Linked DNA regions of Homo sapiens: all the other regions are linked to region 3. A link is a contact called in ENCODE Hi-C or POLR2A ChIA-PET data. All regions are on one chromosome and are shown on one strand. Each heading gives the region's core, a stretch centred on a gene start or an enhancer-like site at or near the end of the contact. The rest is flanking DNA. Distances are from core to core; before and after follow the strand shown. Region 1 has its middle 33 kb from the start of FAM156A. Region 2 holds the start of WNK3 (WNK lysine deficient protein kinase 3). Region 3 holds the start of HUWE1 (HECT, UBA and WWE domain containing E3 ubiquitin protein ligase 1). Region 4 holds the start of TSR2 (TSR2 ribosome maturation factor).

What was found. A loop is a pair of places that touch in the nucleus more often than their neighbours do. ChIA-PET counts read pairs that join two places held with the same protein, here RNA polymerase II (POLR2A). Pooled maps may share reads with other maps.
Region 1: a loop to region 3 is called in a pooled map, with 4 times the contacts of the local background. The contact joins the enhancer-like site here to the promoter of HUWE1 in region 3. A Hi-C loop is called at or near these places in 1 of 168 maps with a recorded cell type or tissue (naive thymus-derived CD4-positive, alpha-beta T cell), 1 of 37 single-sample maps with no recorded cell type and 7 of 50 pooled maps. POLR2A ChIA-PET finds 5 or more read pairs at or near these places in 2 of 52 experiments (CD4-positive, alpha-beta T cell and activated CD4-positive, alpha-beta T cell).
Region 2: a map of naive thymus-derived CD4-positive, alpha-beta T cell shows a loop between it and region 3 (5-fold over the local background). The contact joins the promoter of WNK3 here to the promoter of HUWE1 in region 3. A Hi-C loop is called at or near these places in 1 of 168 maps with a recorded cell type or tissue (naive thymus-derived CD4-positive, alpha-beta T cell), 1 of 37 single-sample maps with no recorded cell type and 13 of 50 pooled maps. POLR2A ChIA-PET finds 5 or more read pairs at or near these places in 2 of 52 experiments (both WTC11).
Region 4: a map of ascending aorta shows a loop between it and region 3 (4-fold over the local background). The contact joins the promoter of TSR2 here to the promoter of HUWE1 in region 3. A Hi-C loop is called at or near these places in 2 of 168 maps with a recorded cell type or tissue (ascending aorta and chondrocyte), 6 of 37 single-sample maps with no recorded cell type and 19 of 50 pooled maps. POLR2A ChIA-PET finds 5 or more read pairs at or near these places in 2 of 52 experiments (HEK293 and WTC11).

What each region holds. Positions count from the first base shown.
Region 1 is chrX:52,988,205-52,994,539 of GRCh38, reverse strand. It overlaps a transcript of FAM156A not described here. Among named protein-coding and RNA genes, the nearest start is that of FAM156A, 33 kb to the right of the region's middle. RefSeq lists an enhancer at 4,290-4,869. Within about 2 kb of position 4,344, at least 9 of the 41 ENCODE cell types and tissues checked have a DNase peak (open chromatin) inside an H3K27ac peak, as active enhancers do.
Region 2 is chrX:54,355,745-54,362,129 of GRCh38, reverse strand. It overlaps WNK3 (WNK lysine deficient protein kinase 3), which reads left to right and starts at 4,084. Exons shown (of 24, transcript NM_020922.5): 1 at 4,084-4,444.
Region 3 is chrX:53,682,745-53,688,980 of GRCh38, reverse strand. It overlaps HUWE1 (HECT, UBA and WWE domain containing E3 ubiquitin protein ligase 1), which reads left to right and starts at 2,262. Exons shown (of 84, transcript NM_031407.7): 1 at 2,262-2,393; 2 at 2,613-2,711. RefSeq lists silencers at 2,081-2,255, 2,329-2,628 and an enhancer at 2,839-2,918.
Region 4 is chrX:54,434,894-54,441,797 of GRCh38, reverse strand. TSR2 (TSR2 ribosome maturation factor) reads right to left here and starts at 1,394. Exons shown (of 5, transcript NM_058163.3): 1 at 1,296-1,394; 2 at 1,018-1,108. The coding sequence starts at 1,376. RefSeq lists an enhancer at 1,627-1,676.

The DNA of each region.
Region 1 (6,335 bases), core at 3,095-5,594, 700 kb after region 3:
TTTTGCTTAAGGTATAAAGTATCTGAGCTGTTTGGAGGAGGGAGGGGTCTCTGCCCAGAATGTAGGTTCTCTGATTTGTCTGGGGACTTTATCTTAAGATTATGTGATGTTTCTGAGCTACTTGAACTTCTGTTTCTGTTTTGTATTAGGTTGGGAGGTGTCTGAGTGGTTTGGGGGGGGTCTCTGTCTAGGGTGTGAGATATCTGAATGGTTTTAATTTGTTTCCCAGGAGTGAGAACTTTGGTCTGTTGTGTGTGGGGGTCTTTGTCACAGCATGTGTGGTCTCTGTTCTGTTTGGGGGTCTGTGTCAAGTTGTGGGGTCTCTGTGCAGGGATTTTGGAGTCTGTTTCAGGTTGTGAGATTAGTGAGCTCTTTTTGATGTCTTTGAGTATCTGAGCTGTTTGGGAGTCTGTGTCTCAGGAGTGAAATTTCTTACCTTTTTGGCTGTGAGGTCTCGGTCCAGGAACTATGGGTTTTGGAGGCTGGCAGACATGATTTCAAAGCCTGGAGCCCCCAAGTCTTGATTGTGTGACATTGGGCAAGTCACTTGTCTCCTTGAACCTCAGTATGTATCATAATCAGTAAAATGGGGCCAATATCCATCTTGGAGGGCATCTGTGCATCTTAGCAATGTGTGTAAAGGGCCCCACTCCAGCCATCCTTCAACAAGAATTTCCTGAGCGTCTGCTGTATATTTGAGTACTGTTCTAGGTTCTGCAGATACAACAGAGACCAAAACCAACAACATCCCTGATAGCATAGAGTTGGTCAGTAAATATATAGCACATCACAGTGTGGTAAGTGCTACGTAGAAAGTTAAGACAGTGGCTGACGCAGTGGCTCATGCCTGTAATCCCAGCACTTTGGTAGGCCGAGGCGGGCAGATCACCTGGGGTTGGGAGTTCGAAACCAGCCTGGCCAACATGATGAAACCCCGTCTCTACTGAAAATACAAAAATTAGCCAGGCGTGGTGGCAGACACCTATAATCCCAGCTACTTGGGAGGCTGAGGCATGAGAATTGCTTGAACCCGGGAGGCGGAGTTTGCAGTGAGCCAAAATCGCGCCACTGCACTCCAGCCTGGGTGACAGAGTGAGATTTTGTCTCAAAAAAAAAAAAAAAAAAAAAAAAGAAAGTTAAGACAGGGTCAGGTAAATGGGTAAGTGGGCAGGATGTTATTTTATTCAGGGTGTGTGGGGAAGGCATCCCTGGAGAGGTGATGACTGAGCAGAGACCTGGAGGCAGTGAGGAGCAGGCCTTGCAATTACCTGAGGGAAGAGCATTCCAGGCAGAAGGAACAGCAAGTGCAACAGCCCTGGAGCAGGGGAAGCACCTGGTGGGTCTGGGATCTCAAGGATGTGTGATGGTAAAGAAAGGCTCATCCAAGGTTTTGACATGTGGCACTCATTGACAGGTGCCTGGTGTCCCCATCTCTATTTCTCCCACAACCTGAGAGGGAGATGGGGTTCTCCCATGTCACAGATGAAGGACCTGAGGCTCAGAGAAGTGCCCTGAGCCTGCTCTCCTGCTCACACCTGAAATTCCTAAAAGAGGGATGACCTCCTATTGTGCCACGGGAGACACAGGGCTTGAGCCCACAGCTGGAGGGAAGGTGCCATCCACACTGAAAGTCAGCCAGCCAGCCAGTAGAAATTATTTATGATAATACAGGAACCATGGCCAGCATGACATTTCTACTTCCAGTGGGAAGGCAGGACTTTAGGAATGAGAAAGGAACTGGGATGGAAGAGAGAGGCAGAAGGGGAAGGTGGGGGACAGTGAGGAAAAACACACTGATTGAGAAGGGACCCTGGGGACTTCTGGGATGGTGATCGACCTTGAACTATATGGTTGTTACATGAACGTGCAGCTTATTGCTTGTCATTAAAACATACACTTAACGTTTTATACACTCTCAGGCAAAAAAAAAAAAAAAGACTCACAAGTGAAGCAGAGTGCTGTGGGAAGTGGGAGTCGCGTGAGTGTCCCTGACTCCTGCACACAGGCTCGCAGTGCCCTGGCCTGCTGGTGTGGACCACACAGCATAGGCGGCCTCCTTCCTGCAGAACCTCCCCTGGGCTCCAGGTCTTGCCTTCTATCCTGGAGGCTCCAGAGGCTCCCTCAGGCCTGTTTGTGGAGATTGTCTGGTGGGAAATCCTCTATCCTGTGCTCCTGACGCCAGCCATGGAGCAGGAACACCACCTCTCAGGGGATAGACAGGATCTGCCCATTTTGTCCTCAGATGTTGGGGTCCATCTCCCCTCAGGCCTCATTTACACCCACAATAGCCCAGGACATGTGGGCTTTGGGGCCTGGCAGGCTTCATAGAAGCCTGGAACCCCAAGCCCTGGTGGTGTGACTTTGGGCAAGTCACCTGTCCTTGACCAGCCTCAGTTCCCCATTCATAAAGGAGGCTAATGCCCGCCAAGCAGGGTAGGTGCAGGTTTTGGGGAAAACATGTGTACTGCCCTCCTCCCGAGCCCATGTTAGATGGGTCTAGTAGTTGAGGCAGGGTAGGAGCAGGGGCTGGAGTGACATTGGCAGGGACTAAATTGCCCCGGATCAGACGGTGGGCAAGTGGCTTCAGCTCTCTCTGCCTCCCTTTGCTCGTCTGTCATCAGGGTACTAACTTTCCCTCCTCACAGGGTTATGTGAAGGAGAGGTGAGACAACTGGTCAGTCACCGAGAGCAGTGCCGGGCACAGGGCAAGGCTGAGTACAGGCCCACTGTCATCTCCCTGGCTGGAATAGGTTCTAGCAATAATGACATGGATGTGTTTGGGGGGCCACTATTCTGCCTACCACTTACCCTCTTCCTTGGCAAGCCTTGATGGTAACTGTCATTGTCCCCATACTGGGGCCACAGAGGTAGACAGATGGACCTTAGCCTCCAAGAGAGTGAGTGCCCACCCTGTAGAGGAGAACAGCATGTCGCAGGCAGTTCACAGAGTGATGCCTTTTATATCACTATTGTGATGGTTAGTTTTAGGTGTCTGCTTGATGGGGTTAAGAAAAACCCAAATAGCTGGCAAACCATTATCTCTGGGTGTGTCTGTGAGGGTGTTTCTGGCCTTTGAATCAGTGAACCGATGGAGGAAGATTGGCGTGGGTGGGCATTGTCCGATCCCTCGAGGGCACAGGTACAACAAGAAGGCGGAGGAAAGGGGAATTTGCTGTCTTCTGGAGTTGGGACACCCCGTCTTCTCCTGCCTTTGGACATAAGAACTCCGGGTTTTCAAGCCTTCAGACTCCATGAATTATGCCTCTGGCTCTGCTGGTTCTCAGGCCTTTGGACTCAAACTGAATCACACCATCCACCTCCCTGGCTCTCCAGCTTGCAGATGGAGATGGCAGGACTTCTCAGCCCCCACAGTCACATGAGCCAATTCCCATAACAAGTCCCCTCTTTGGTTCTGTTTCTTGGGAGAACCCTGACTAATACAACCATTCATACCAATACTATCGGTATTCACCTCACCGTGATTCTGTACCAGACACTGGCTGACCACCTAACATGAATCATGCTTTTCTCACCCAACTCCGTGACTGTCAACTCTACTTCTATCACCCATTCACAGGTGAGGGCCTTCTGTATTCTCATCAGCCCCAGCTCCGAGCACAGTCCTTTGCCGAGGCCTTCCTGGTCCTCCTCTTCCTCCTCCTCCTTCTGACCAGGGCCAGCATCTTTTCTTTTCTTTTCTTTTCTTTTCTTTTCTTTTCTTTTCTTTTCTTTTCTTTTCTTTCTTTTCTTTTCTTTTCTTGACAGTCTCACTCTATCGCCCACTCTGGAGTGCAGTGGAGCGATCTCGGCTCACTGCAACCTGCACCTCCCAGGTTCAAGCGATTCTCCTGCCTCAGTCTCCAGAGTAGCTGGGATTACAGGTGCACGCCAACATGCATGGCTAATTTTTGTATTTTTAGTAGAGATGGGGTTTTGCCATGATGGCCGGGCTGGACTTGAACTCCTGACCTCAAGTGATCCACCCGCCTTGGCCTCCCAAAATGCTGGGATTACAGGCATGAGCCACCGTACCTGGCCAGAGCTAGCATCTTAGTCTCACAGTGGCCCCTGCTCATTCTGTCCTCAGCCCTCAGCCCTGCTGTCACCCACCCACATCCTACAACCCCTCCACTTCCTCTTCTCCGTGTCTGTTGTCCAGGGTGGGACCAAGTCCAAACCTGAGCTTCCTGCTAAGTCAAAGTGACCTTTTCCTTTCAGTCAGGGAAGCCTGACTGAAGCCTGTGGTCCCACGGTGAGGTCTTGGTGTCTCCAGGCACAGTGCAGCCACGTTGCAGTGATATCCACCTTTGCCAGCAGGGGGCATCTCATCTCCAAGACCGGGAAAGCCTCAGAGAAGACAGAGGAACAGTCTTAAACATTCACTCCTGGTGGGGTCAGAGGCCTCAGGGTGCATGAGCTCCAGGCTGGGTGTCTCTTGGAGCCTCCCTCTCTGCATGTGGACAGGTAGGGGCAGCCTAGGGCCAGGTTTTAGTGCTGTTGGGGTCATCTGCAGATGGCTTTTCACTCCTTCCTACTTCTTCTCCTTGTACCAGAAGCTCATTTCCATGGCTAAAGGAAAATTCTCATATAATTTTGTCTTCCTTTTCTTATTTAATGATTGCATTATATGCTTTCTTCTACAAGATGCACTGGCTCTGAGGCAGGTCAGGCTATAGGTTGGCGAGTCCTGAGGGCACCAGCCTGGATCCTGAAGATACTGGGGGCAGGCTCCAACAGAGCCTGGGGCTCAGGAAAAGGCCACCAACCCCCCAGCCAGATCCTGGCCAGCTGCCGGCTCCGCCTCCACCCTGTCCTCTCCCAGGGCCTGAACTCTGGGTCTAGAAGCTCCAGGCCTGGTGGTTTGGGGAGACAGGGACCAGGAGGATCCCTCAGAAGAGGAGGCAGCAGACAATCTCCATACAGCTTGAGGGGGTGCACAGCTGTGGGGTGAGGCACGGCCCACCCAGCACAGGCCCACTGACCTGCTGTGCAGCTGCAGGCCCAGCTGCTGCCCTCTACGACACTCAGTCTCCTCACCTGCGCAGTGAGCATCATTATACCCCCAACATGCAGGGGATGCTCATGAATGGAGGGGAGCTGAGGCGTTAATAAAGCAGATTTGGCCCAAGAGGAGGAGGAGTGGGTCAGGGTTGGTGGGGAAGGACAGATGCGGCCACCTCAGGGACAGCCAGGGGCTGCCTTCCTGGAAGTGCTCAGGACAGTCAGGCGAGGGAAGTTCTGAGGTTGTGAGCAGAACCATGGTCTGGGGACCAGGTGAGATTTTCTCTATAGTGTTCTGGGGTGGCCACCTGCTTTGTCACTGTTCCTTCCTGTTGTCGTCATCTCTGCCTATGGGTGCCCCGAGACGAGCCCAGTGAGCTCACTGTGAGTTACTGCGACCCACATGCAGTCATTAGAGCCATGCGTCATCATCACAACAGCCACCAGGTTAACACTTGGGTAATTTATCCAAATAATGACTCACCTGTTCTGACCTGATTTGGATTATATGCCATCATTTATTGTAGCCATAGTTTATTCAGTCATTCTCCTATTGGATCGTTAATTAGTGTTTGATTTACTTTTTGACCATCCAGACCTGTGATGAGAATTCTTGTACATGCAATGATGTTCATAGAGTAACCCTACTTGTAATAGCTAAAAACTGGAAACAACCCAACTACACACCAATAAGAAGTTGCATAAATAAATTCTGCCAGATTCACACTATGAATTACTGCACAGCTATGAGAAGGAATGAGCTAGACCATACAGAGACATAACATTAGGTGACTGAAGCCAGATATAAAAGAGGATATGCTATGTGATTCCCTTTCTACATGGCTCAAAAGCAAATAACAATAGTGTTTAGGCATACATATGTCTGTATTATAACAGTTTTACAGAAAGCAAGGATTCTAACCTGTCTGGTGGGCAAATTTTCTTAATTTTTGAAATTATACAGTAAAATGGACACTTGAGGTATAGTTCTGTGAATTTGAACACCTGTATAGATAGATATAACCACCATCACAGTCAGTATCCAGAACATATGCATCACCCCAAAGAACTTCCTGGGTTCCTTGTGCTGCCCTTGTATAGTCACTTCCTTCTCCCACCCCTAAGCGCTGGCACCCACGGATCTGTTCTCTTATCACTATACTATTGTCTTTTCCAGGATATCATAGAAATGGAATAATACAGCCTGTAGTCTTTTGAGACTGGCTTCTTCACTCAGCATAGTCTCTTTTCTTTTCTTTTCCTTTCTTTTCTTTTCTTTTCTTTTTTTTTTTTGAGACAGAGTCTTGCTCTGTTGCCCAGGCTGGAGTGCAGTG
Region 2 (6,385 bases), core at 2,835-5,334, 670 kb before region 3:
ATGTGGAAAGACTGCATCTAGGAAGAAGAAACTAGACCAATAGCAAGGCTGGAGAAATTGCATTATCCAGCCTGAAACGTGGAGTGTTTCTAAGTCAGTCGCTAAGCCAAAGATAGCTGTTCACTTCTGAGTATGCCCTTACTCAAGGAATACTCAACTTGTGCTGGGAGGAAAGAGAACCTTCTGGGAGGACATTAATAACCCTTAGATGATCCTGGTGAGAAATTCCCCTAGTGGAAAGACTTGGCTGGAGAAAAGATCACCCAGACATCCAAGCCCTGGGAGTTACTGCCTTGAACAGAGGCACCTGGATGAGAAGTACACTTTCCCTTGCTGGGATGCTAAGATTTAATAGAAGGAGAATGTGGCTCAGTATTATCTAGAGAATATAATATATTTTTTTTCTTTCCTGTATTTTTCTTTTTCTCTACCTGTCTCTGCCCCCAAAATAACATAGCTTTGTGGTGTACCTCAGGGGAGGGAGGTGGCAAGGCAGTAAAACAAATACTCTGCCACTCTTTCTGGTTTCTGTGTTTCCAAAACATAAGTCCTTAAGCAAGGGGTATTAGGGTGTAGGGGCAGAGACCAAGTATCTGGGCCAGAAAACTAGAAGAAAGAGTTGCACAAACCTAAAAAATGATTCTTCTCTTCCTCACTCCCCTCTCCTTGCGAGAAAGAGACAACAAGAGCAGAGAGAGATCTCTGTGGGAGCTCAAGCAGCATTGATTAGCCTCAGCTTCCCAGGAGCAACACCTAGCTGATGGGGAAGACTCAAGAGAGGAAGAGCTGTGTGGAATGTCTAGGTAGATGGCCCAATATCTATTGGGACTTCGGGAAAAATTCTGTGCCCCATGTCGCAGAGACATTGGAGAGGACCACAGCACTGGAAAGGACCCATGTGGGCAGAGGGCTCAGCACAAACTGCCAGGATCTAAATAACTAGAAGCAGATATCCTTACTCCACTCCCACTTACACCCATGCCTGGACATTACCTAAGATCCCCAAACTGTGGTATCACTTGGGTTAAGGGAAATGAACATCAAGAATGATGGACATTGTTTACCTCCCCGCCCCAATAACCTGGTTAAAAAGAGGGCACCGGGTCAGAAATTAAGTTCCAGAAACAGTCACAACTCTACCCATGGTTGCAGTGGTCAGCTAACTACAAACTTTGAGGTTCATTTCAGCTCCATCTTGTTGACTGAAGGAGTTACCATCCTGTGTGGTAGGAAAGAGACCAACAGATAGTAGGGCCATGAAACTAACCTCCTACCCCCACTCCTGTGGGATTTTGGGGTTTAAAAATGATTCCAGTTAAATTTTTTGTAATTTATTGGCACCGGAGCCTCTAGAAAAAAATGAATTAGATTATTGGAAGGATGATTTCCTGGAACAATGTAAAACCAAACTACAAATAGTTAATATAAATCAAAATTTCTGTTTGATGAGTAGGAACATTGCAAATGTCACTTGAGAGTCAGTGGAAACCAGTGGGTAGGAAGGGAATGTTCCCTGTCATACCTTGGTGATTAGCTAGAATTGCCCGCTCCCCTTTCTGCCTACAGTGGCATTTGTGCTGAGTTACAGACCAGATTGTCCCAAACAGAAGAGCACATATGTCAATAAAAGGTCTAAATTGAGAAGGACCTGTATTTGGATGGGGAGCCGACTTGTTTGATTTTCAAATTTCTAAAGGTCATAAAAGTCACTCTACTCAATAGCTTTTTTTTTTTTTAACAAGTATTCAACTATCAAAGAGGTACTGCTCAAAAGAATTAACATCTAAGCAGATTGAAGGGCTAACATTTCCAAGTGTTGTTCTTTATTCATTACCTACATCATCAGGCTCAGAGACAAGGGAAGAGGAGCAGGTCACAACTGAGCTAGATGCCTTTTCATGAAGGTGATGTGTGTGGCAGTGGTGGGAATAGGGTGACACTGAGAAACAGAAACGGTGGCCACAAGTTTCTAGTTGCCATCTCATGGGAGTCAGGACCTACAAAGACTTGGGATAAACTGGTAACCTTTGAAACTTTGAAATTGCCCCTTACTGGTTGTTCAGCTACTCTTCCTCTGTTTTTCCTACACTAGTCAACCAATCAACAGGGAAAAGGGACTATCTTCAGGGACAGTGAGGAAAGGAGCGTGGGAGACCCCATCCATTTTTCAGCTAATTGAGACTTCAGAGACTCTTAAGGTAGAATGGTGAAGCTATTTGGAGAAACCACACCTTGCTCTTTCAAATCGGCCAGGAAGGAAGATCTCCACCATTCTAGTGGCTGGACCTCATAGCCCTATTGTTTCCTCAGCATCTCCCTCCGTTGTCAAAACGGAAAGATGGGAGTTTGAATGTATTAAGGGCATGGTCCGGTTTCCTTACATATTCTGGCAATATGGAAATTAATAAGGAAGGGACAGAGGCAAGAGATAGGGCTACAAGGCCTCCCATCATTATACTCACCCCCCCCTTACAAAGTCAAAGATAAACCATTACACTTTATTTGGACTTTGGAAACCTGAGTTAAATGTATTGATTGTGCTGTTTTAAAGAGCTGAAAAAGACTGAGATTTCTGAGGCCTACAGCAGGAAAAGAAAAATAGGTAGTGGAGAAGGGATAACTCAGTGATAGGGCCGAGGCTGGAGGGCTGAAAGCATTAGTCAGATATTTCCCACACAGCCTCCTAGCTTGAGGGGCATTCGAAAAGAATGCCCTGCCCTTTAGCTGCGCCACCAGATGACTCCCGGGAGATTGAAAAATGCCTCGGCTCTGGAGTGAGCACACCTGGGTTCAAGTTCTAACTCCACAAATAGTATGAAGTTGAGCAATTCATGTCCATTTCCCCTCCTGAGCCTCAATTTCCTCCTCTGTCGGGCCGGGATTATTCATGGGAGAATGACGGAAACAATTCTATACTGCTTCTGGCATAGCACAGGAAGCAGTTTGAAGCCGCTGCGCCGAGGCTAACATGTACCGAAAGCTCGAAGGAGGCAGCATTCACTACCAGCTAGAGGATCTGGGAGTTTTTCAAGGAGGTGGCCGGTGGGAGACACAGAGAGCCAGTCTCAGTGGGAGGCAGCCTTTCCGCATGCGCGCGCTCTAGAAGCCTGGCGGCGGCGAGGGGGCGGGACCAGGTCTCTGAAGGGGTTGCTATGGCACCAAGGGGCCGAGGAGGTTCACCGAACCCTTAAAACCATTGCTCCCTCCCCCACCTGCCACCATCAGGGCCGAGGGCCATTGTTCCCGGCAAAATGGCGTCGGAAATCCCCCTCCCGGTCAGAGGCCTAAGTAAAACTGAGGGTGGGAGTCGGACCATAGGTGGGAAGAAAAACTACAATTCCCAGGGTACATCGCACCCGTCTGCGAGGCGCAGGGCACGTGCCCAGGCCTAGCGGTTACATGCCGTCAAAAATCAGTTTCATAGCTTCCCTTTCCCATCCCTGCTTTGGTCGTTTCCCAGCCCCCGCGCGCGCGCACTGCGGTCCTGGGGGGCGGGGGAGACATGCCGTGGCTGTTGCCCCCGCAACGTAACTGGGAGGCCAGTATTTGTAAATCGGTGCTTCGACTTCTAATCCCAAAGCCGGCAGGTATGGGTCTCGCGAGAAATCCCGGGAGTTGGAAAAAGGGAGTCAGGGGTGGCGGGCGAAAAGGTGCCGGCGGGTACCACCTCCTAACAGCGGCGCTACAGCATTCAGAGGCTCGCGGAGACCCAAGGGTGGGCAGTGGGGGGCTAGGAAGTAGTGTGTGCTTGGACTTTTCTTCTTCTTCTTCTTCTCTGAGGGGAGAGGGTAGAGCAGCTGAGAGAGAGCGAGAGCGCTTCGGAACACACAGGAGATGTCGCGCGTGCTTCCTCTAAGAGATTTTCTCTTTGGAATGGGGAGAAGCCTTTCTCCTCGACGCGCATCCCTCTCTCCCGCGGCGCCGAGGGGGGCGGGAGGCGTGCGCGCACTCTAGTTGGCTGGCCACTCGGCACCTCGCTGCGATAGGGGCGGTTCCGAGTTGGGGCTGCTCCGTTGGCTTTCTCCGCCCCTCCCCCTCTTCTGTTCTCCCCTCCCTTCCCCGCCCCCCCTCCGCCCCTCTCTCCTACCCGTCCGAATTCCCTGGCTGGAGTACGCGTGCGTCTGCTCAGCTCCGGGCCGAGCGCGAGCTTGGGCTCGTACCCCGCTCCCCTCTCTCCGCCCGCTCTTTACCTACCGGCCGTAGCTGGCCCGGTGGGCTCGCGGGGAGACGCTCGCGCGCGCAAGCGCACACGACGCGGAGCGGAGCTCGAGACATCGAGGAGAGGAGTAAGAAGCATCGGAGGAGGCGATCGAGGAGGAGGCGGTGTGTGTGTATGTGTCTATTCTACGGTGTGGCTCGTCGTGGGGCGAGAGGAGGCTCGAGAGAGGGCGAGGGAGAAGCGAAAAGAGTAAGAGAGTCTTCCTTTGCGAGAGCCTCTAATCTGGTGAGGGTCCCGGGCCGGCCGGGGCGCTAGGAGAGAGGGAGGAGGCCGGGGGGCGTGTCTGGGATCGGGCTGAGAGATGAATGGGCCAGGGATGAATGGAGGGAGGCAGCGGCGGCCAAGAGTCTGTTAGGAGTAAGCGCCCTAGCGGGGGGCGGCTTGACCGAAGCAGGGTGAGTGCCTTCACCAGTCGGTACCGGACGAGGCCGGGCTCCGGGCTAAGGGGCTGTCGAAACTGCTGAATAGGCGGAGAGGAAAATGAACAGGGGGAAAGTGGGGAAGGGCAGGTTTGAGGCTGAGGTGCGTTTTTTGTTTTGTTTTCTTTTTTGTTTTTGATTTTTTTTTTGGTTGTTGTTGAGGGGTGACAACTTTGGGAGCTGATGGAAGACCAGGGGACGGGGAAGGTGAGGAGGATACAGGAGGGGGACAGGAGACGGTTGACAAAGGACTGAGTGATCACTTAAGTGAGATTGAAGCTACTGAAAGGGAAGATCGCTTCGGGTGTGGGAAGTTCAGTTGTATTGATGGGAATAGGATGAAGGAAAGAGTAGATTTATTTCAGAGGTTCAGCTGATGTGTGAGGGACAGGATGGGGTGAGAAATATTGCTGGCTTGTGTAAATGTGTTAGGCTCAAGGAGATTCTGAGGTGTTATTTGGGAAGGGGTGGTGTGTGTTGTGTGACTGACAGGTTGGGGATGGGGAGGAGATGGTATGATAGGTGAGGATGAAAGTGGTGAGGTGGCTTCACTGTACTGAAAGAGGTTTTGTTTGACTAGTTAAAAGTGGTGAAACATTTATATAATGGGGTGGGGGTGGAAATCCTGCACGTGAGTATCTCCGTATCTTGGGGGTTGAGAGACTGTTAAAATGAGACTGAACCCTCAAAACAGATGCGAATAGTATGGCTATTTTTTCTTAAGAGTTACTGTTGATTGAGACAATTATATGAATAAAACAGCTTTTGAGTTGTGAAAATCTTCTGCATAGTAGTGATTGTATCCAATTTTTGGAGATACCGTTATCTGTTTTTCATCTATAGTAAGTTGTAATACCAAGAGAACTTTTGAAGAGGTCTTAGTATGTGACAGAGCAGCGGGTGTCTTTTAAGACGGTCTCTATCCTTTGGATTGATGAGTTTAAAAATTGTTTAAACTCGACAGCTCAAGGGAAAGATACCTTGCATTAAAGGATAGCAAAAATGCACTAAAGCTTAGCCGGGCGTGGTGGAGCGTGCCTGTAATCCCAGCTACTTGGGAGGCTGAGGCAGAAGAATCTCTTGAACCTGGGAGGCAGAGGTTGCAGCTAGCCAAGATTGTGCCACTGCACTCTAGCCTGGGCGACAGAGCGAGACTCTGTCTTAAAAAATCCACTAAAGCTGACTTTGAACTAAAATAATTGTACATTTTTTTTGGTCATTACGAATTTATCTTTGAAAATTGGCACTCGCTTTTTGGTGTGAGTTTAAATTACAACAGATTACGTGAACATTTTGTTCTCTGAATACTTATCTTCTGATAAGGATGTCTTGTCCTGGTCTCATTCTGTTCTGGGTCAAGATTAACGGTTATGGATTTTAATCTTTTGTGATTATTTTTTACACATTTTACTGATATATATTTAGTTTTCTTGGAAATGTTGCAAACTTGAGAACATTCCCATGCTGTTTTTCTTTTATTCTGCTTTGATATTGGAAAGAGTGTAATCCTTGTTTAGGCTACCCGCAGTTTGAATACAAAAGGTCATATTCTGTTCATAGTCTCTCAGATTGAGATGAATACTTAATGTATTAAATAGTACAGTAGAAGTATAAAGGCACTGTAAGAGCCTGGAAATGTTGCACTAACTCAACCAGGCAAGGCGGCCTCCCAGTTTTGAACTAGATGTTTCTAGATGAAGGACATTCACATTTTGGGTCTTGAAAGTGTAAGCATGGTATATTTGGA
Region 3 (6,236 bases), core at 1,013-3,512:
AAGAAAGAAAGAAAATACTCCTTAGCTAATAATCAGGGAAATGTAAATAATGAGACATTTTTCACCCATTATATTGGCAAAATATTAAAATGATTGGTTAATATCGAGTCCGGGTAAGAATTTAGGGAAATGCTAATTCTTACTCACTGCTAGTGGAGGTATAAACTGAAATAGTCGTTCTACGTGGCAATTTGTCATTTGACATTATGTATTAGAATTTCAAAATGTGCTATCTTTGGGCAGAGAATAGTGGCTCACGCCTGTAATCCAAGCACTTTGGTAAGCCGAGGCAGGAGGATCACTTGAGCCAAGGAGTTTGAGACCAGCCTGAGCAACGTAGTGATACCTCATCTCTACAAAAAATACAAAAATTAGCCAGGCGTGATAGCACACGCCTATAGTCCCAGTTACTCGAGGGAAGACTGAAGTGGGATGATTGCTTGAGGTGGGAGGATCGCTTGAGCCTTGGAGGTCAAGGCTGCAGTAAGCCCTAATCGCACCAGTGCACTCCAGCCTGGGTGACAGTGAGACACTATCTTAAAAAAAAAAAATGTGTGCTACCTTTATCCAACTATTTCATTTCTCCATGTTTATCTCACAGAAATATTTTAGCATCTGCAGAAAAAAGCATGTACAAGGAATTTTATTGCAGCATTGTTAACAGTAAAAAAAAAACCCCACTGTAATAGTCAAAGATTGAAAATAACATGTGTTTATCCATAGATGAATGATTACAGTATATTCATTCAATGGAATACTATGCAGTAGGTAAGATAAATGAGGTAGATTTATATATATTGACATGGAAAGATCTTCAAGCTACATTAAGTGAATAAAGCAATTAACATAACAATACATAAAAAGGATGCTATTTATTTTTTAAATGAAAAACAAAAACAAAGCCATGCTTTTCTATTTGTGTATATGAATGTAAGGGGAACTTTAAATTTATCCGTGTTTTACAATAATCATGTGTAATTAGGAAACCAATTTTAAAATGAAAAAAGAACAACCGAAGTTAATTACATGCTAAAGAAAGTATAGCTTCATGTTGCCACTAAATGTTACAGATGGGCCGGGTCTTTCGCCTGTAATCCCAGCGCTTTGGGAGGCCGAGGCGGGTGAACTGCTTGAGCCTAAGAGTTTGAGACCAGCCTGGCAACATAGTGAGACCCCGCCTCTACAAAAAATAAAAAGTTATCCAGGCGTGGTGGCGCATACCTGGAGGCCCAGCTACTTGGGAGACTGTAGGCAGGCAGGAGGATCCTTGAGCCCAGGAGGTCGAGGCTGCAGTGAGTCGTGACCGTGCCACTGCACTTCACCCTGGGTGACAGAGTGATGCTTTGTCTCAAAAAAAAAAAATTGTAAAAATATTCAATGAAACAGTGTATCTCGAAGGGGCCCTGTACATCTCCTGAGATCATATACAAAATTTTATGTGTAAGTATATATTGGGGTGGGGGACCCATTCATTAGATTCTCAATTCGAGGGATGAACCACTGCTCTGGAGGGCTGGAATTAGAGAAGTGGAGGGTATAATCACAGTTTTTATTTCCTCGATGTCTCAGGAGTTCTTTTAATAGTGCTTTTGTCTTTAAATACTAAATTAATACATACTTTTTATTAAAAATTGAAACCTTATCGAAGTAGCTAGAGTTCCAAGTCAAAGTTCTTCGCCCCTCCAATGTCGTCCGCAGCCCACAATAATTAAGTAGGGTTAACAGGTGATCTCCCACCAGGTCCTTTTTATTCCCATGTATTTACAGATGCAGATCCTCTACAGGATCCTTGTCAATCGCACTGCCGTTCCAAATAATTAAAGGAGGAAAAAAGAATGTTTATTGAGGGCTTACTATGTGCCTGAAGTGTTTTAAGGGTTTGCTCGCGTGAACTCTGGGTGGTCGGCTTCCCACGTCGTCTCCCACCCTCCGCTCTGGGTCCAGCCTTGCCCTCTTGCCCCACACTCCCCATTCTTCACAAGGCATCTGGCGAGGTCGTTAATTTTTAAAGGTAAATCAGATCAAATCATGTTCCCTTCCGCGGCTTCCACCGTGCCTCGAATCAAATCCCAATTCTTAGCGACCCTATCATCCTCTATGGTTGCATTTACTGGGCCTTGGGTAGCTCAGGCGCGGTCCCCTGCAAGGGACCCGACTTCACCGCGGAGGGAGCTCCCTCCCGAGGGGCAGGGGCGGGGCTTCGCTTGCGGTGGGTGGAGCCCCAAATCGAGTTTGAGCTGAGCCGAAGCGAGGAGGCTTTCGACTGAGGGCTAGCGAGGGGAGCAGGGCTGGAGCAGGGCTGGAGCAGGGCTGGAGCAGGGCTGAAGCAGGGCTGAAGCAGGGCCGCGGACCCCGCACGCTCCTGCGGGCCCCGCGGAGCCATTGCGGCCGAGGTGAGCGTCTATCCCTGGGCTGGAGGGCGAGCTCTGTACGCGCGGCCGTTCTCGGTTTCTCGCGGGTGGCAGTGGCGAGGTTGGGGGGGGAGTTCCCACGGGACCCTGCGCGGAGGCGCGGAGGTGGCGGCCTTGGGGAGCCTGCGGGAAAGGCTGCTGGAGGGGCAGGGCGGCCTGCCCCAACCCTCCCTGAACCCCGCCTCCTCTCCCCTCCCCCAGGCCTCGGCAGGCGCCAGCGGAGAGCTAGCCGCATCTTCGGGGGCAGCCCGGCAGCTGCCGGCGGCGCGGCGAGAGAGCGGCTGACAGAGGGGATGCGAGGTACCGGCATTAGCCATGGCCAAGTGGCCCTAAAGAGAGAGTAGAGGCCGGGCCTTCAGCGTTTCTCACTGGTTCGAGGAAGGCGGCCTCAGAGGAGAGGGAAGGTGAGGGGCGGGCAGGCAGGCTTCGCGGGTAACTACTAGGCGTTGCATATATATGTTTTGATATCTAAATGGTACTACACACACACACACATTCATTTCGACTAACTGCTTGTTTAAAAATCTGAGAATATGTCTTGTAGATCTTCTTATATCCGGGAATCCAAATTTATGTTGGGTTTTAAACAGCTGCATTGTATGATTGTACTACAGTTTATTTAACCATTTCCCGATTGATATACATTAGCTTGTTTCTCTGTTGGGGGAGGGAGGGGACTATTACAAGCAATGCCATAATGAATGGGTTTGTGTATATGTATCATGCCATGTATGAGTATTTCTGTAGGAGAAATTCTTAGAAGAGTAACCGCTGGGTCAGGGTGTATATGCATTTTGAATTTTGATAGATTTGTCCAAATTGCCTTCCCAAAAGCCTGTACTAATTTACACTCTTTAATGTTGTGCGAGAGTGCCTATTTTTCCACAGTTATGCCAACACGTATTATCAATCTTTGTAATTTTAGCCAATTTAAAGGGCAAAAAAATCGTATGTCATTGTTTTCATTTGCATTTCCCTGATTACTGGCGAAATTGATCATATTTTTGTTTGTAAATAGGCAAATATCAATAGTTTATATAGGCAGTTTTCCTATCTATAAGCAATAAGCATTTTGAAATTTTAATAATAAAAAACCTGTTCGCAATAGCAAGAGAAACGAATAAAAATACCTAGAAGTAAACTATAAAACTTTATTGACGAATACCATAAAAGAACATCTGCATGAAAAGAGAAGGAATACTATGCTTCTGAATAAGAAGGCTCAATATTTTAGTGATGTCCATTTTTCCTATATTGGTTTATACAGTTGATGCAATTTCAATAAATATACCAAGTTTTTTTGGAACTTACTATGATTCTAAAGTTCATCCGGGGGAAAAAAATGGCTAAGAATAACTGAAAAAAAATATTTTAAAACGTAAGTAAAGATAGGGATATTTGTACTACTGGCTATTAAAATGTACTCTAAAGGAACTATTTAAATTAGAACGGACAGAACAATGCATTAGAATGGAAAAGCCCACAAATCAAGCCAGATTGGATCCCAAGATTTATTGGAGAAACACTGTTGGCTAGACGTGGAAAAACTGCCATATTAAAAGCTTCAGGCATTTCCCCCCATCCCCGAAGCTTGAATATTCCTTTGAGGGCAGACTCCTTTGTTTGGAGAAAACCACTTTATTGGATCTTTTTGGTTATGCCAAGGTAAAGCTTCAGTAGTTAAAATTGGTGGCTTTGGAACTAGAACTAATGATATGGCCTTTAGTTAGATTAAGATGGATTCAGGTTAGCCTGCAGTGCGGCGAGGGAAGGAGTCTGGATAATGTAGGTTTAAAAATTTTTTTCCCTATCTAATGGGCAAAAAATGTTATGTCATTGTTTTCATTTGCATTTGTGTGCTTACTGTGAGATTGAACGTCTTTTAAATGTTAGTCCAGGATAATATGTTATTCCTGGAGACAGGTAACAATGGGGGACTCTTTGCTCCGCTTCCAGAATGGAGTTTGGCTAATTGGTACAGCCTTGCCCGGAAGCGTGAGAATAAACAGGTTGACTTTTTAAATTTTCCTCAAGCACTAGGCTCTAGACACCTAGATCGGGGGCGGAGGCAGTTTTCAGGACATGGCCGAGATTTGGCGCTGAGCTGTGTCATCGCGAGGTTTGGCAGCCAGCTCCGCAGTGGGTCGGAAACCTCGTGGTAGGCGAGATCCCTGCAGGACGGGAGGGTTCCTCCCTTCCCCCGAAAAACTCCCAGTCATTTTCATGAAGCTCCGCCTTTCTCCTTTTTAGGAGTGTGCACCAGGTCTCGCGATATCTCATGTTTCCTAAAGGCGAGGCGCGGGCGGCATCCTGCGGTGAATTAAGAAGGTCTCGCCGAGGCTAAAGCGTAATATCGCGATAGTTCTCAACGCATGCGGGAGCCGGCCGTGGTAGGTTGGCTCCGCCCCTCACTGCTTCGTTAGGTTGTGCGTCATTTGCTTTTCGCTTCGCGTAGGGTGAAGCTGTAGCTACTTCGGCTTTGGTGGGAGGGAGGAGGGGTCTGGAAAGGGCTGGGCTCAGGCTTTTCCCGTCCGGTAGAGGTTCTCGCGGGATCGCGCGGAGGCGGCGGTGGCTCGGTTACTGACTGCAGTAGCCGCGGAGGCGGCGGCAAGGTCTTCGGCTCGTGCCGTTCTAAGCCGGAGAATTCTCGCGGGAGCAGGGTTACGTCCTCGTGGGATTCGTTGGCGGTGGCTGAGGTAGCTCGCGGGTGGGGGGTGGGGGGGCAGTGACTAGGGTCGGTCCGCCTGCTGTTAAGATGGCGGCGGAGGCTGATGTCTGTCCGGCCAGGACCCAGCACAGAGGTGTTGGCTATCTGCCTTTATGACGCCTCTGAGGTGCCCAGCGTTAAGGAGGTGACGATTGGCGAAACGCCGGGGTGCCGGTAAACTAGACCTGAGGCGAAGACCACCTCGTTTCTTGTCCGTTGAGGCGACACCATTTCCTGGGCCTCGGCCGCGTGTGGGCCCGCCTTTGCCCCACCGATCGGTCAACGCCTCCGTTGTCGCCGCCGCAGTGGGCGGATTGGGAAGGGTGGGAGGGGAGTCTGGAGTTCGCTGGGGAGTGGGGTTGGGGGTTAAATTGAACGGTGGGAAAGAGGAGCAACCAATGAAGAGTGGCCCCTTTCCCCTACCTTTTCTGCCGGCCAACCTCCGTTCTCAGCACCTCCGACGACCCGGATGAATACCCTGGTTTTTCTCGAGGTGGGGTCATCTTCGCCAACTCTCGCGGTTTTAGAGCTAAGGCTTAGGGTTCAAGCAGTAGTGTCACTGGTGTACTCCTCCTCCTCTCCCCACACCCCTCCTAATTCTGTCGTCCCATCTAATCTTCATCTACGTGGATAGTTGAGGCTGGTATTTAAGGGAGGGGGGAGTCAAAGCTTTTCCCTGTGACTCCTTCCCCAGTTCTAAATTCGAGTTTAGCCTAAGTCCTCTAGCCCGCTCTGTCTCCCCCTTCCATTGGTCCCCTTGGCGCAGGCGTTGAATAGAGCTTATCCTGTTGCCTGCATTTACTCCATCTTTGTGGATGGTGCCATAGTAGCCTTCCATTTCCTCAAGTCTTCATGTTTGTATGACTCTGATCCGGATTTCTTAGCTCTGCATGCTGCTAAACCACTATTAAGCGAAACTATGAACGGGTCGGTGTTTGGATATTGCAGTTTAAGTGGCCTTTTCGTTTACGGCCATTAGCCTTGCCTTCCTCATTCCTCCCCCTCAGAAGGCTGTAGAGGATAACTCTCCAGTAAACCCGCTTTCTGTCTTCCCTGCCTCTTCCATTTCCCCTGCAAGCCTGGGAACCGCCCCTTTTCCCTGCCTTGCTCTGAGTTTC
Region 4 (6,904 bases), core at 145-2,644, 750 kb before region 3:
TATGCTTTTCAAGGGGGCTTCCCACACCCCAGCTTCATTCTCTACCACTCCTCCACCCCCCACGCACACACGCCCATACTCCAATACTGAGCTCCCTGCTACTTTCCAAATATAACACATTATACCCTCATGCCACAGAACTTGAGTGTTGCTCTCTCTGCTTCCCCCACCTAGTTAACTCCTTCTCACTAAGACCCAGCCCAATTCACCACCTCCACTAAGAAGCTGTCTCCCCATCCTGTTACCCCATGCACCCTGAGCTCCTCTTTATCAGAAAATCTATCAATGTTGTAACTATTTACGTGTGTGGATCCTCAATGGATAGTATACTTTCTTGAGAGAGATGACTCTGCCTAATGTCATCTCCAAAGCTAGAAATTGAATGAAGATTTTTTTAAAAACCATACTATGCAACAGGCCCTCTACTGGGCCTCTTGTTCTTGTATATCCCTCAAGACGAGCCTACAGTGTAGATCTTTGCTGTCCAAACAGCCACAGGTGGTTACTGAGCACTTGAAATATGGCTAGGCCAAATCGAAATGTGCTAAAACTGTAAAATACCAGATTTTGAAAACTTAATACTAAAAAATGTAAAATATCTCAATGTTTTATACTGACTACATGTTGAAATATTTCATACACACCGAGTTTACTAACATTGATTTCATCTGCTTTTTGCTTTATTAAAGTGGCTACTAAAAAATTTTAAATTATATGTGACTAGCATAATATTTCTACTGTACAGCGCTCTGGTGGATACTTTTATACGCATTTTAGAAACTAGGAAACTGAGTCTCAGGGAGGTAAACTGCCTTGTCCAGAGTAATCCCACGAGTCAGTGGTACAGCCCGTAAAGCACTGGAATCCAGGATTCTGATTCTAAAAGCTGAATTCATTCCACCTCACCTTTAGGTACCAATCCACAACTGCTCGAGAGGAAATGCAGGCTCTGCGGGATGGGGCTCCTCCTCTCCACACCCCCACACAGGCGGGTCGCGGCGCCTCACATTCACTCACCATTGCGCATGAAGTAATCCTCCACTGCACCCCCCAGCCACTTGGCCTTCTCCTGGCTGTGCACACCCCCGAAGCCATTCTCCACAGCGATCTGTAAACACAGGTCCAAGCCCACCAAGTCAGCTTGGGAGCAGACCTGGAGTAGCCTGGAGGCCGCTTACGCCGCCCAGCCAACTCCTCTTATGCCGCCTAGCCAAGCCTCAGGCACCTAGCCCAACCAACTCCTGTTCTGCCCCGGGCCCTAACCTTGACCTTGCCCTGGCCCTGGCCCCACTGACCTGCAAGGCCGGCCAGGCCTCCAGGGCCGCGCAGACCCCAGCCCGGAAAAGAGCTCGCGCATCTTCTGCAGCGCCCGCCATTATCCGGCCCCAGTCCACGTGACGTCCCGGCGGCCCAATCCCTCTGTAGCTCGGCCCAGGCAGAACGAGACGCAAGCCGAGCCTGAGAACACAGGATTCTCTTTTCCGCAGACCTGGCAGCAAGACTAGAGCAAAAGAAAAATCTGTCAGAGCGATCGATGACACCACCAGAGTTACTCACTTAAATCAAAGGACACCAGACCTGAAGGACGTGTGGGGCCATGGTTTCCGGATCCGTGGGTACTGCGGAGGAAATATGTGGGGAACTTATTACAGATACAGATTCCAGGCCCTGGGGCAGAGGACTCAGTGAGTATAGCCTTAAAAATCTGCATTTAAAAAAAGCATCCTAACATCTGTATAGAATACTGCAACCAACAACAGTAAAATACAATCAGCTCTCCCTATGGGGGGCAGTCCACGTCCGTGAATTCAACTAACCTCAGATGGAAAATATTCAGGAAAAAATTGCATCTGCATTGAACATGTGTATACTTTTTTTCTTGACATTATTCTCCTAAACAGTACAGTATAACAGCTATATACATAGCATTTACACTTTATTAGGCATTATAAGTAACCTGGAAATTATTTATTTATCTATTTTTTTGAGACCGAGTGTCACTCTGTGGCCCAGGCTGGAGTGCAGTGGCGCCATCTCGGCTGACTGCAACCTCCGTCTCCTGGTTTCAAGCAATTCTCGTGCCTCAGCCTCCCGAGTACCTGAGATTACAGGTGCCCACCACCACTCCCAGCTAATTTTTGTGTTTTTAGTAGAGACAGGGTTTCGCCATGTTGCCCAGGCTGGTCTCGAACTCCTGGGTTTAATCCACTTGCCTCAGCCTCCCAAATTGCTGGGATTATAGGCGTGAGTCACATCTGGAAATGATTTAAAGTATACAGTAGAATATTCATAGGTTATACGCAAATACTATGCCATTTTATATCAGGGACTTGAGCATCTATGAATTTTGGTATCCTCCGGAGGTCGTGGAACCAGTCTCCCACGGATACCCAGGGATAACTGTACATGTTTTTCTGAAGTACACAAGAACATTCTCCAGAACAGATCATACACTAGGCCATACAGTAGGCCTCCATAGATTTAACAGGATTGAACATACAAAGTATGTTGTCTGACCACAATGGAAAGAAGTTAAAAATCAGTAAAAAGAAACTTACAAAATTCACAAATATATGGAAATTAACACACTCCTAAGCAATAAATGGGTCAAAGAAAAAAATCACAAAGCAAATTAGAAAACACTTTTAAATGAATGAAAACAAAAACATAAAAAAATGCATGAGATGCAGCTAAAGCAAAACTTAGAGGGAAATCTTTAGCTGTAAACATGCATATCTAAAAAGAAGAGCCGGACATGGTGGCTCATGCCTGTAATCATAGCACTTTGGGAGGTTGATGCGGGAGGATGGCTTGAGCTCAGGAGTTCAAGACCAGCCTGGGCAACATAGTGAGACCCCATCTCTAAAAACAATTTTAAAAATTAGGCCAGGTGTGGTGGCTCACGCTTGTAATCACAGCACTTTGGGAGGCCAAGGCAGGCAGATCACTTGAGGTCAGGAGTTCGAGACCAGCCTGGCCAAGATGGTGAAACCCCGTCTCTACTAAAAATACAAAAATTAGCCAGGTCTGGTGGCAAGCACCTGTAATCCCAGCTACTTGGGAGGCTGAGGCAGGAGAATGGCTTGAACCCGGGAGGCGGAGGTTACAGTGAGCCGAGATGGTGCCATTGCACTCCAGCCTGGGAAACAGAGTGAGACTCTGTCTCAAACTAAATAAATAAATAAATTTGAAAACTAGGCCAGGCATGGTGGCTCACACCTATAATTCCCGCACTTTGGGTGGGCAGATCACCTGAGGTCAGGAGTTTGAGACCAGCATGGTCAATATGAACAAACCCTGTCTCTACTAAAAATGCAAAAGTTAGCCAGGCATGGTGACACACACCTGTAATCCCAGCTACTTGGGAGGCTGAAGCACGAGAATCGCTTGAACCCGGTAGGCAGAGGTTGCAGTGAGCTGAGATCACTCCACTGCACTCCAGCCTGGGCGACACAGTGAGACTCTGTCTCAAACAAACAAACGAACAAACAAAATTAGATGGGCATAGTGGCATATGCGTGTAGTACCAGCCACTCAGGAGGCTGAGGTGGGAGGATTGCTTGAGCCTGGGAGCTCAAGGCTGCAGTGAGCCGTGATTGTGCCACTGCACTCCAGCATGGGGGACAGAGCAAGACCCTGTCTCAAAAAAATAAAAAATGAAAGAATGATATCAAATTAATAACCTACACTTCCACTTCACAAAACCAGAAAAAGAAGAGCAAAGTAATCCCAAGGCAAGCATAAGAAAGGAAATAATAAATAATAGAACAGAAATAAATGAAATAGAGAATTGAAAAACAATAGAGAAAAGAAAAAACAGTGAAGCCAAAAGTCAGTTGTTGTTTTTTGTTTGTTTGTTTGTTTGTTTTGAGATGGAGTCTGGTGCTGTCACCCAGGCTGAAGTGCAGTGGTGCAATCTCAGCTCACTACAACCTCTGCCTCCCAGGTTCAAAGGAGTCTCCTGCCTCAGCCTCCAGAGTAGCTGGGATTACAGGCATATGCCACCATGCCCCGTTAATTTTTGTATTTTTAGTAGAGACAGGGTTTCACCATGTTGGCCAGGCTGGTCTTGAACTCCTGACCTCAAGTGAGCTGCCCACCTCAGCCTTCCCAAGTGTTTGGATTACAGGCGTGAGCCACCGGACCTGGGCGGTTATTTTTTTTTCAGAGATGAAGTCTTTTTTTGTTGCCCAGGCTGGAATGCAGTGGCACAAACATTGCTCACTGCAGCCTCAAACTCCTGGGCTCAAAGGATCCTCCTGCCTCTGCCTCCTGATTAGCTGGGACTACAGGAATAGGCCACCATGCCTGGCTAGTGTGTGTGTGTGTGTGTGTGTGTGGTTGTGTGTGTGTGTGTGTGTGTGTGTGTGTGTGTGTGTGTGTGTGTTGGGAGGGGGTGTCTCACTTTGTTGCCCAGGCTGGTCTTGAACTCCTGGTTTCAAGCGATCCACCTGCCTCGCCTCTCAAAATGCTGGGATTACAGGTGTGAGCAAATGCAACTGGCCAAGTCAGTTATTTGAAAAGATCAACAAAATTTACAAACCCTTAGCTAGACTGAGGAAGAAATAAAAGAAAGAAGACTCAAATTACTGAAATCAGGAACGAAAGAGGACGTATAATTACCGACCAGTCAAAAAAGACCACATATTGTATGATACCATTTATATGAAATATACAGAATAGGTAAATCTATAGAGACAGAAAATACATGAATGGTTGCCCAGGGCTTGGATGGGGAAAGAATAGAGTGTGACTTCTAAATGGCTTCAGGGCTACTTTTGGGGGTGTCGAAAATGTTCTAAAAATTAGACGAGGTAATGGTTGCTGTTATGAGCTAAATTGTATCCACCACCCCCCAAATTCATATGTAGAAACCCTAACCCCCAGTACCTCAGAATGTGACTGTATTGGGAGATAGAGCCTTTAAAAAGGTAATTAAGATAAAATGAGGTTGCATGGGTGGGCCCTAATCCGTTATGACTGATGTCCTTATAAAGAAGGGGAGATTAGAACTCGGTGCAATGGCTCAGATCACTTGAGGCCAGGAGTTCGAGACCATCCTGGGCAACAAAGCAAGACCCCCCATCTCTACAAAAAAATTTTTTTTTTAATTAGCTGAGTGTGATGGCTGTAGTCCCAGCTACTCAGGAGACTGAGGAGGGAGGATCACTTGAGTCCAGGAGGTTGAGGCTGCCGTGAGCCATGATTGTACCACTGCACTCCAGCATGAGTGACAGAACAAGCCCTGTCTCAAAAACAAAAAACAACAAAATATAATAATAAGAGGAGATGAGGACACAGGCAAAGAGGGACACCAGAGAGGTGTACACACAGGGACAACTATGTGAACACACAGTGAGAAAGCTAAGGAGAAAGCCAAGGAGCAAATCAGAAGAAACTATACTAAAAGCCATTGAATTGTACACTTTACTTATTTGTTGATTTATTGATGAAAGTATTTCCTTAAAATTAGAAATCTAATTTACAAATTACAAATTTTTAAAAACTGACAAATGTCACAAACATCTTCTAACCCAGAAAAATAAAATATTACTTTGTTGTTTTGTTTTTGTTTTGTAGATGCAAGGTTTCACCATGTTGGCCAGGCTGGTCTCAAACTCCTGACCTCAGGTGAGCCGCCTGCCTCAGCATCCCAAAGTGCTGGGATTACAGGCATGAGCCACCACGCCCTGCCAAAATAAAATATTCTTATTAATTACATGACTCACCTCTCTACTAATTTTTCTACATTTTTTGATATCAAAGAGTTTATAGAACTCTTCATATGACAAGTATTTTATATTTTCTAGAGAGAACACAAAGAATTCAATTGATTTCAATTCAGTTGAGTAAAATTTTTTATTATTAGTATTTTAGAAAAGTTTCAATTTCACAACTCATTATTAGTAATGTACATTTTAAGATTTTTGTCAAACTTGGGAAAATTTCTAGTTTCTTTTACATGTGAGCTGTAAGATTTCAGGTTATTTTAACTTCTCTTGGCACAGCGACAAATCTTAAACATTCTTCAAATAGACCAGGCTCAATAACCAGAGACCTGGAAGTGGCCTGTGCAAGTGTGGGGCCCTGATGCTTAAGATTGATTTGTTCTACGATAAATCTATCTCTGTGCAATGCCCAGGGAGAAAGGAGCACAGGGACTCATGGGAGTTCAGCAGAGGGTCCCTGACCCAGCCCTGGGGGCTGTGGCAGGCCTCTCGGAGGAGATGACACGTGAGCTGATTCTTAAAGTTTGAGTAGAATTTTGCTGGGTGATGGGGGAGTGTGTGTGTATGGGGGTGGAAGGTGTTACTGAAAGGAGGAAAGAGCCTTCTGTGCAGGGGAAAAATGTGTGCAAATACACAGAGGCAGGAAGCAACATGGTGTGTGATGATAATAAGAGCAGTTCCAGACTGAGAGAGAACCTCAGGGGCATAGCCTCCTCCGTAGCTCCAGAGACTCATTTTTTGTAGAGTCAGCAATGTAGATTGAGTTCAGAGAGGCCCAAATGAAGATATTGAAAACCTCAGTTGAAGTTCCCACAATCTGAGGCCTCAAACATACACAGAGAGAATAGACCTGCTAGATATCCCCACACATGGAGTCCCTCTCTGGGATGTAACAAACCAAGGCCTCTGAATGAACCCTTAGCTTTGAGACTGAAGTCCAAGGCCGAGTATCCTAAGTACCAAACGTCTTCACCTTTTTTGTGACTTGAACCCCCATCGGCAATCTGGTAAAGTCAATATAGCTCTTCACAGAATGTTTTTATTTTATTTTAAAATTTCTGAGGCAGGATAATCGCTTGAACTCAGGAGGTGGAGGTTTCAGTGAGCCGAGATCGTGCCACTGCACTCCAGCCTGGGCGACAGAGCCAGATTCCATCTCAAAAAAAACAAAAAAA